Regions from separate parts of the Homo sapiens genome. Here all the other regions are linked to region 3. The links are chromatin contacts, found by Hi-C or POLR2A ChIA-PET in ENCODE. All regions are on one chromosome and are shown on one strand. Each heading gives the region's core, a stretch centred on a gene start or an enhancer-like site at or near the end of the contact. The rest is flanking DNA. Distances are from core to core; before and after follow the strand shown. Region 1 has its middle 110 kb from the start of LINC02543. Region 2 has its middle 45 kb from the start of LINC02543. Region 3 has its middle 52 kb from the start of DTNBP1.

Evidence for each region. Hi-C counts contacts between places; a loop is a spot of excess contacts on that map. ChIA-PET counts read pairs that join two places held with the same protein, here RNA polymerase II (POLR2A). Pooled maps may share reads with other maps.
Region 1: a pooled map shows a loop between it and region 3 (16-fold over the local background). The contact joins two enhancer-like sites. A Hi-C loop is called at or near these places in 5 of 50 pooled maps. POLR2A ChIA-PET finds 5 or more read pairs at or near these places in 2 of 52 experiments (GM12878 and activated T-cell).
Region 2: a map of Right ventricle myocardium inferior shows a loop between it and region 3 (2.1-fold over the local background). The contact joins two enhancer-like sites. A Hi-C loop is called at or near these places in 1 of 168 maps with a recorded cell type or tissue (Right ventricle myocardium inferior) and 1 of 50 pooled maps. POLR2A ChIA-PET finds 5 or more read pairs at or near these places in 1 of 52 experiments (H1).

What each region holds. Positions count from the first base shown.
Region 1 is chr6:15,878,429-15,881,543 of GRCh38, forward strand. No RefSeq gene overlaps it. Among named protein-coding and RNA genes, the nearest start is that of LINC02543, 110 kb to the right of the region's middle. RefSeq lists an enhancer at 1,830-1,879. Within about 2 kb of position 1,708, at least 7 of the 41 ENCODE cell types and tissues checked have a DNase peak (open chromatin) inside an H3K27ac peak, as active enhancers do.
Region 2 is chr6:15,948,191-15,951,102 of GRCh38, forward strand. No RefSeq gene overlaps it. Among named protein-coding and RNA genes, the nearest start is that of LINC02543, 45 kb to the right of the region's middle. Within about 2 kb of position 1,266, at least 3 of the 41 ENCODE cell types and tissues checked have a DNase peak (open chromatin) inside an H3K27ac peak, as active enhancers do.
Region 3 is chr6:15,713,975-15,716,676 of GRCh38, forward strand. No RefSeq gene overlaps it. Among named protein-coding and RNA genes, the nearest start is that of DTNBP1, 52 kb to the left of the region's middle. Within about 2 kb of position 1,302, at least 2 of the 41 ENCODE cell types and tissues checked have a DNase peak (open chromatin) inside an H3K27ac peak, as active enhancers do.

The DNA of each region.
Region 1 (3,115 bases), core at 458-2,957, 160 kb after region 3:
TCACCCAGGTTGGAGTGCAGTGGCACAATCTCGGCTCACTGCAACTTCCACCTCCCAGGCTCAAGTGATCCTCCCACCTCAGCCCCCACAGTAGCTGAAACTACAGACATGCGCCACACACCTGGCTAATTTTTGTATTTTTTGTAGAGATGGGGATTCGCTACATTGCCCAGGCAGGTCTCAAACTCCTGAGCTCAAGCATTCCACCTGCCTCGGCCTCCCAAAGTGCTGGGATTACAGGCATGAGCCACCATGCACGGTCTAGGGAACTATATTTGATACAGTTGTGATTGTAGGGAAAAATGAGAGAAATGGAATATTTACCCATAAAGTGTAGTTATAAAATTCCTTTAAATTTTCTATTTTCTTCTCCAATATACTTGGAAGCTCAATATATTAATATTCTAGATGTGCTGAATACCCCCCTCTTCTGTCTCTGAGAACACTTACAGTCCTCGCCATTCATCTGGCCCTCCACAGAGTCTGCCTTAATACTGAGGCTGGCTTTTCCACAAGTGCTTTCTCCTTCCTTAGTAGTTACTCACAGACCACAGTTCTTGGTGGTCACCTGTAGACCTGGTTCTGAAGAAGCAGCATAATTGTTACCTGTTTTTCTTCCCAATAGACTCTGAGCCTCCTTGACGGGAAAGATTTTCCTTCTGGACCTCCATCTCCCTGGTGAAAGAAAGGTGGCACATGGCAAATCTTCAACAAACGTTGGCTGTTTGAATGGATTGGTGAAGGATGAATGGATAAATGAAGTGCAGATCCCTTGCAATTGGAGTCTGTGTTAGGGTCTGTGTTATACCTCCTGTATCCTTGGTACCTGGCACTGTTCCTTGAACAGAGTTTTTAAACCCGTGGATGCTCTTTCAGCATGGAAGTCACTGGAATCAGTATTTAGGGGAAGAGTTATGAGTTGTTCTTTATTTCTCTATTAGTTATAACCAGCTTACTTCCACAAAGAGCTTAAAGAAAAAGAACATTAAGACTAGGACTTTTTCTCAAACATCTTACAGATTACAGGATTGTTCTTTTGAACTCTGAAAAATAAGCTGGTTTTGCTGTCAACTTTATGATTGGGTCAGAAGTCATCAGTGCTTTAACAACAGAATCTTGGGTGTGGTGTTTCCATGATTTCACCCAGGCATGTTCCCAGCATGAACATAAGGGAGGGAACACATGATTAAATAACGGTTTTTAACATCTTGTCACAACTACATGTTTAGCCGGACTCTCAATAAAAAATGAATGTGTCCTCAGAGTCACTTGTCTGTTTTAGACACATTTCTAGCAGCACTTTGAACTTTCTTTAAAACATCACACGCCCCTTGAAAGCAGAGTCTGTGCTCTCAGGCTATGTGTGCAGTGAGTGTCTATAAATCCGCAATCACTTTCAAATCTATGGGATTATAAGGCCAGGTCATCCCATGCCCTCAAAGCTGAATTCCAACTTAAATCAAAACCGTTTTCTGACTTAAATCACAAGTGCCCTGACTGGTATGCTCACAACTTTCTTTCCTAATGACTAAAATGGTCTGTGTGTGTGTGTGTGTGTGTGTGTTTTTCTCAGTTTGGCTCTCCCCCTTTCCCCCCTCGTCCCATCTTTCTCCTTATCTCAACAAAACCATCAATTTGCCAAGTAACCACTGTGGAAATTTCATTAGAGCTGCTGTATTTTACTGTAAATATCACCCACCCAGGGCATCCGGTTGAGCGGCACCAGATGTGCTTTCCTGGCCGATCGCCAGCCTCTGCTGAGCCATCGCCCTAGAAGGACATTTTCACCTCTGTGAGTTCGTCACATCAAGAGTAGCTCTTTCCAGAGACTTCTGTTAATAACAGAGAAAGTCTGTCTTGCTTTGTGCTTTAAATTGTGTGCCCCATGTGCTGGAGCTGCATCTGCACAACAGTCTAAAGGCGAACAATTGGGCTCTGTGGTGTTTTGTGGTGTATAAAGTGAGATTCTCATTCTGTCCTAATGAGATGAGTCCAGGCGACTCTGCACACCACTGTAGGGTGGATTGAAGAGATTTGGCAGCCTCTCCATTCCCTCTTCTGGTTTTGGTTTTCCCACCTCTTTACCCACCCAGGTTTCTCCCAACCTGCTCTTGGTACAAGCTGAAGCTCCAACCCTCAGTATCTTAGCATGTGACCTTATTTAGAGATAGGGTCTTTACAGGGGTAATCAAGTTAATATGAGGACATGTGGGTGAGCCCTAATCCCATATGACTGGTGTTCTTTTCTTTTTTTTAACTTTTATGTTCAGGGGTACACATACAGGTTTGTTTTATGGGTAAACTCATGTCGTGGGGGTTTGGTATATATTATTGCATCACCCAGGTACTAAGCATAGTACCTGTTTTTTTTTTTCTGAACCTCTCCCTCCTGCTACCCTCCTCCCTCAAGGGGGCCTCAGTGTCTGTTGTTCCCCTCTTTGTATCTCTGTGTCCTCATTATTTAGCTCACACTTATAAGTGAGAACATGAAGTATTTGGTTTTCTGTTCCTGCGTTAGTTCCCTTAGGATAAGGCCTCCAGCTCTATCCATGTTCCTGCAAAGGACATAATATTATTCTCTTCTTATGGCTGCATAGTATTCCATGGTGTATATGTGCCACATTTTATTTATTCAGTCCACCGTTGATGGGCATTTAGGTTGATTCCGTATCTTTGCTATTGTGAATAGTGCTGCAATGAACACATGCGTGCATGTGTCTTTATGGTAGAATGATTTATATTCCCTCGGGTATAGATCCAATAATGGGATGGCTGGGTCAAATGGTAGTTCTGTTTTTAGTTCTTTGAGGAACCACCACACTGCTTTCCACAATGGTTGAACTAATTTAGACTGGTTTAAGAAGAGGAGCAGAGACGCAGAGGCAGATGTGCAGAGGAAAGAGGATGTGATGACACACAGGAAGAAGACGGCCATGTGGCTGGGGTGATGCCTCTACAAGCCCAGGAACACCAGGGATAGCCAGCAAACATGAGGAACTGGAAGAGGCATGGAAGGCTCCATTCCTAGAGCCATCAGAGAGAGGATGGCTCTGCTGACACCTTGATTTCAGACTCCCAGCCTCCAGGACTGTGAGAGAATACATTTCTGATGTTT
Region 2 (2,912 bases), core at 16-2,515, 230 kb after region 3:
AGCTTTTTTTTCTTTTCTTTTCTTTTCTTTTTTTTTTTTTTTTTGAGACAGAGTCTCAATCTGTCACCCAGACTGAAGTGCAGCAGCATGATCTCGGCTCACTGAAACCTCCACCTCCCAGGCTCAAGCGATTCTCCTGCCTCAGCCTCCCGAGTAGCTAGGATTACAGGTAGGCACTACTACCACTCGGCTAATTTTTATATTTTTGGTAGAAACAGGGTTTCACCATGTTGGCCAGGCTGGTGTTGAACTCTTGACTTCAGATGATCCACCCACGTTGGCCTCCCAAAGTACTGGGATTACAGGTGTGTGCCACCACGGCCCGTGTATTTTTAAAATTTTGCCTTTTCTCATATTTTAGCCCTAATGCTTTGACACATTCAAATTTCATTCAAAAGTTTGTCAAATGAACTAATGAATATATGTCAAGAAACTGAGAGAGTAGAGCATAGAGATAAAGTCTTCCCATTAGGGTTACAGTCCAGCTCCACCACTTACTAACTCATCTTAGGAAAACTATCACTGAATGGGAATGGTGATAAATAGCTCCTACTCTGTGGGTCTTTGTGAGGATTTAAAGAGACTTTAGGAAGAAGACCCAGCACAGTATCTGGAAAATGGTATGCAATCAATGATAACTACTAGTAGTATGATTATTTCTGCCCCTTTCCATTATCTTTTGCAAGAAAACCTTTTAAGAACAAATAGAAACATGTTCAGGCAGTTGGACTACGTTACTTCTTCCTATATTAGACTTTTTTTCACTTTCTATATTAGACCCCGTGCTCCTGGAAAGTGATGAATCCATGTTTTCTTGCTTTGTAAATCATCATAGTGCCCCGAACAATGTTCTAAACACAGTTATTATTTACATCATATAGGTAGAATAAAGATGAAACAAGGGGAGAGTCACCCCGCAGACATTATCAGAGACTTAATGAGTTCTTGGGTGAGAGAGTAAGAATGTGAGTACTCTGTGAGTGTGTCAGAGCTGGAGGAGGGTGGGTTTCACCAATCCTAGATAAATATCACCCTGGATCCGTGTCTTCTCAGCCAGGGAAAGGAAGCAACTTGCTTTTCCTTTTGAACAAAGCCTGTGCCTGAATGAACATCTCTGGAGAGAAATGTGTTTGTACATTAAACTGGTAATTAAAGGTCCCCAAAAAACCAAGTCTCATTACTCAGCTTAAGGAGCTGCCTAGATAGCGTCTGGCATAGTGTCAAGTGTCTGCTTGGTGCAAAGCTGAGCCTGGAGTCGTCCCATAGGCTGGGGGACCTTGGAGACCTGCCTCCTGGGGCTCTCCTGCACCAGACTCATGTTTACATTGGGCTGATCATAAACCAAGCAGGTCCTCACACTTCTCAGGTTTCATTGTTCTCCTTTCTAAATATTTAAACAGGCTGTTAAGAAGAGGGCCGTGTCAACTGCCTGATTCAGTGAACATTACAATGGTTAATTGTCGGGATCACAACAGACGTCACAAACTCCAGGCAGGTTAAAATCTCTCAGCCTTGAGGAAAGCTGCTGCCAGTCATTCTTCTCTAGACTGAAAGAGTCTGTTAGAATCAAGTTCAGATAAGGTAACACTGATCACGTCAATTTCTTCTGCACAAAATAGAGCATGTGGTTTGTACTTTACAAATATTTGTCTAATTAATCACTTTCACTGAGGCAGGGAGATAATAATACCTTATCTTTGTAAAATGCTTCCTATTTGCAAAGCACTTTCACCCATATCATCTAATTTGCTCTTTATTGTTGGGTGTTATTTCTTAGCCAGACTAGGGATGATCCTAGTTATTAATATTAATATTAAAAGCAACCACCACCCCAACCATAGCAGCTGATTTACTGACAGCTTTCTATGTTCCATGCACTGTTTTAAGTACATTACAAGTAGGATGATCAGTGGGAACAGACACCAAAAGAATAAAAAAGATCATGCATTTGCTTTGCACATATTGAATTTTATGCACTTGCTGGGAGGATGCTATACTTGGAATATTTTTCCCCTCCAAACCTCATGTTGAAATTTGATCCCCATTGTTGGAGGTGGGGCCTAACAGGAGGTGTTTGGGTCAAGGTGTGGATCCCTTATGAATGACTTGGTGCTGTTCTCAAGGTAGTGAGTTCTTGCTCTGTTAGTTCCCTCGGCAGCTGGTTATTAAAAAAAAAAAAAAAAAAAAAAGCCTACCCCAGCCCCTGGCTCTCCCTTGCTTCCTCTCTCACCATATGATCTCTGCACAAGCCAGCTCTGGCTCCTGTTCACCTTCCACGATGAGTGAAAGCAGCCTGGGGCCTTCACCAGGAGCAGATGCTGGCACCTGTTTCTTGTACAGCCCGCAGAACTGTAAACCAAGTCAATCTCTTTTTCACAAATTCCCCAGTCTCAGGTATTCCTTCACAGCAATATAAAACTGATTAAGACAGAGGTACTCAGGGTGGCACATTTTTGGACAGTTTCTCCTAGGAAAAACCTTGCTCCCTACAACTAACTTCGATTCTCTCCATCATCCTTTCCATGGCTTCCAAGACGTTCCAGGATCTAGCTCCTTTTCTGTAGTATTCTGAATAAGCCAAATAACTATAATTGATAATAACACAACACTAATGGGGCATGCCTATATGTTAGGCTTTGTTGTAAGCAGTTTCAAGGCATTCTCTCATTTAATCCTCACAACAGCACCATGAGGTGGGTAGAGTTATTGTCTCTATTTTCAGATCAGGAAACTGAGGCATAAAGAGGTTAAGCAATGTGCCTGCGGTCACACAGCTATTAAGTGGTGTGCTGGGACTCTAGCTCACATGGTCTGGCTCTAGTGTCTGTGTTCTTAATCACCACACTGTGTTTCATGGCTGGTAGATTGTGGCATCCCTTTCTGCCAAGATTGGACCTAACTTGACAAACATG
Region 3 (2,702 bases), core at 52-2,551:
TGCAGTGCACTGAGGATAGCAACGAACATGGCTGGCAAAGACCCTTGCTCTCTGGTAGCACATGCTCTTGGTGGGAAGGAAGGTGGTAAATATACAACATAATGGGAATATGAGTGATGAGAGGGAGTGACTGGGAAGAGAGTGGCTATTTTTGATAGGGTGGTCAGGGATGACCTGTCTGAGAAGCTGTCGTGGGAAGACTGTGGAGAATGGGTAAAATCAAGTGCAGACACTTAGCTGGACATGAACGTGGTCTCTCCATTGGAAAGAAGGCTGATAGGGCTGGATCACAGTGAGCGCAAGAGTGCAGTGGGAGATGAGGTCAGTGTGAAAGGCTGGGCCCAGTCAGATAGGGCTTTACAGGCCCAGCAGGGTTAGGAGTTTGGGCTTATTCTAAGTGTAAGGGGAGTTCACTGGAGTTGTTAGTTCTTTTGTTTTGTTTTTTGTTTGTTTTCAGATATAGATATTTTAAATGTGAGATGTTTCTCTCAAGGATCTGAACACTTACATTTTTTGAATCATCAATTGCCCTGATTTGTTATGGGACTTCCTTCCTTTTAGAATGTGTCTTTGTGTCCTCAAAGTCTAGCACATCACCCACCTAGGGTGTGTGAGTGCTCAATAAGCACTGATTAAATGAAATTGTTATTGAGTATGAGAAGGACAAGGCTTTGGTTAAAAAATAATCAGTGTGAAATATGAATATTTAATAGGTTAGCAGAAGATGGGACCCAAAGGGAAGAAAGCAAAGAAGTTCTTGTGTTATGACAAGTTCCTAGTGAAGAGATACGAATTGACTACTAAAGTTAATGCAGCAAATTCAGAATACTGAAATTCAAAGTGAGACCCAGGAAACAGGCAGAGTTGTAAAAGTGTTTCAGTGACCTCCAGGATGTGTGCCATATTTGTCTTCTCACTGGTTGTGATTTTGTCTCCTTATTGGGAAGGCAAAGGAACCTGAACCTCTCTCCCTGTTTTGGCTTATTAGAAGGCAAGGTGAACACTTGTCCTTCTTTATGGCCGTCCAGTATGAAACCTTTTCCTATGTTTGGATTTTCCCACCTTGTGTCAGTGAAATACAGAATGTACCTTCCACTACAGAAACAGAAGGCTCAGGTACTTGCTTACTCAGTCTCCTCTCCTTACAGGTGTGAGTCATGGATTCCACTCATGAAATGAAGTCATGAAGTCAGGGAACCATAAGAAACTCTCCAGTGTCTCAGTATCAAAGGCAGCAGAATGATCAAGCTTTGGTAGTAGCAGTGCCAGAGGGGCTGGAAGAGCCCAGTGTCCAGTTAGATTGTTGCCTATGCAACTGTCTCTGAATGAGTACTTTTCCTGGCTGCCGAGCCACACACTTGACTCATCAGCCTTCTTAGCGATTCTGTGAGCCACGTGATAGTCATTCATAAATTCATTGTCTGCTTCAATCAGACAAAGTTTTTTTCTAGTTTTTGAAATTAAGAACTCTAAATGATCCAGGAATTAGAACCAGAAATGGATTGGTTGCAGACCACAGGGCCTTAGAGAAACATGGGATGTATACGGAAATATGGGACTGTTGTTATCTGGCCTGATTGAGGTTGAAGGCAAAGACAATGCAGCTGGTGTGATTAAGGGTTCTTGTCATGATCTAGAGAACCAGTTAATCAAATTGTCACCTGTGTGCACCTAGACTGAATTGCCCATTGAAGGCCAAGCTTTGGGGAACTAAGAGATCAATTCTATTGAATAATACGAAGGACACAGGGAGTTCAATGACTGTGGGATGAGATGGCTTCTCCTAATTGTAATGGATAGCTTCAATAAAAAGAAAAACCTACACAAATTCCTAAGTTCTCAGTTCAAAGTATGTGCTAAAATCCAGAGGCTTCCTTGGGATCATTATAAGAATATCTTATCTTTTGCTGTTGAAATGTGGAGAAAGTCAAATACAAAATGCACAGTTTGATCTCCAAAATTTCTGAATTAAAAAGAGTTGAATTCACATCCTCAGCTGGTCTCTTAGGAGAAAGTTGAAGCACTGACTTGCGGGAGAGTGGGCCTGGAGAATTTGAATGGGAAGACATAGATGATTCATGTAGGCCATGGCCAGGCATGCCTCAGTGAAACCACGAGAAGACCCAGTTACCTAATTCAAAAATAGAATGCAGCAGTGTGTAATTGCGGAACATAGGAATTTTCTTATATTCCTCTAATATATCCATATTAATGAGATGGACACTTGAATACAAATGTATTCCTCCATGTCTCCAAGAGAGTAAGACAGTATAAATGGAAGATCAAAATCCTTACTTCATGAGGACTACTGAGACTACCAACTTTTGGCAAATTTTAAAATTTTGTTCTTTGCACTCCCGTTTGCTGGTTTAAAAATAAAACCAAGTTAAATAACTTAAGCCAAATCCGAATAATCATTCTTACCAGTTTTCAAACATATATACCAGCCTTTGTTATCCAACCCAGTTTACTCAGAATATCCTGAATCTTGAATCCCCACTGAGTATCTTTGCTTTTTCTCTCTATCCCTGTAAGTGGGGGACATAGGGAGTTTGTTTTCATCTGGCAGAGTAAACAATATCCTTTCACCACAATGCCTTAGGGTTATGCCCGTTTTCTGACTTTATCTCAAATTCAGTCCACAGAATGTGGAGCTGGTTCACTATAGCTAATGACATTGTACTGATAAACTTGGAAACAGG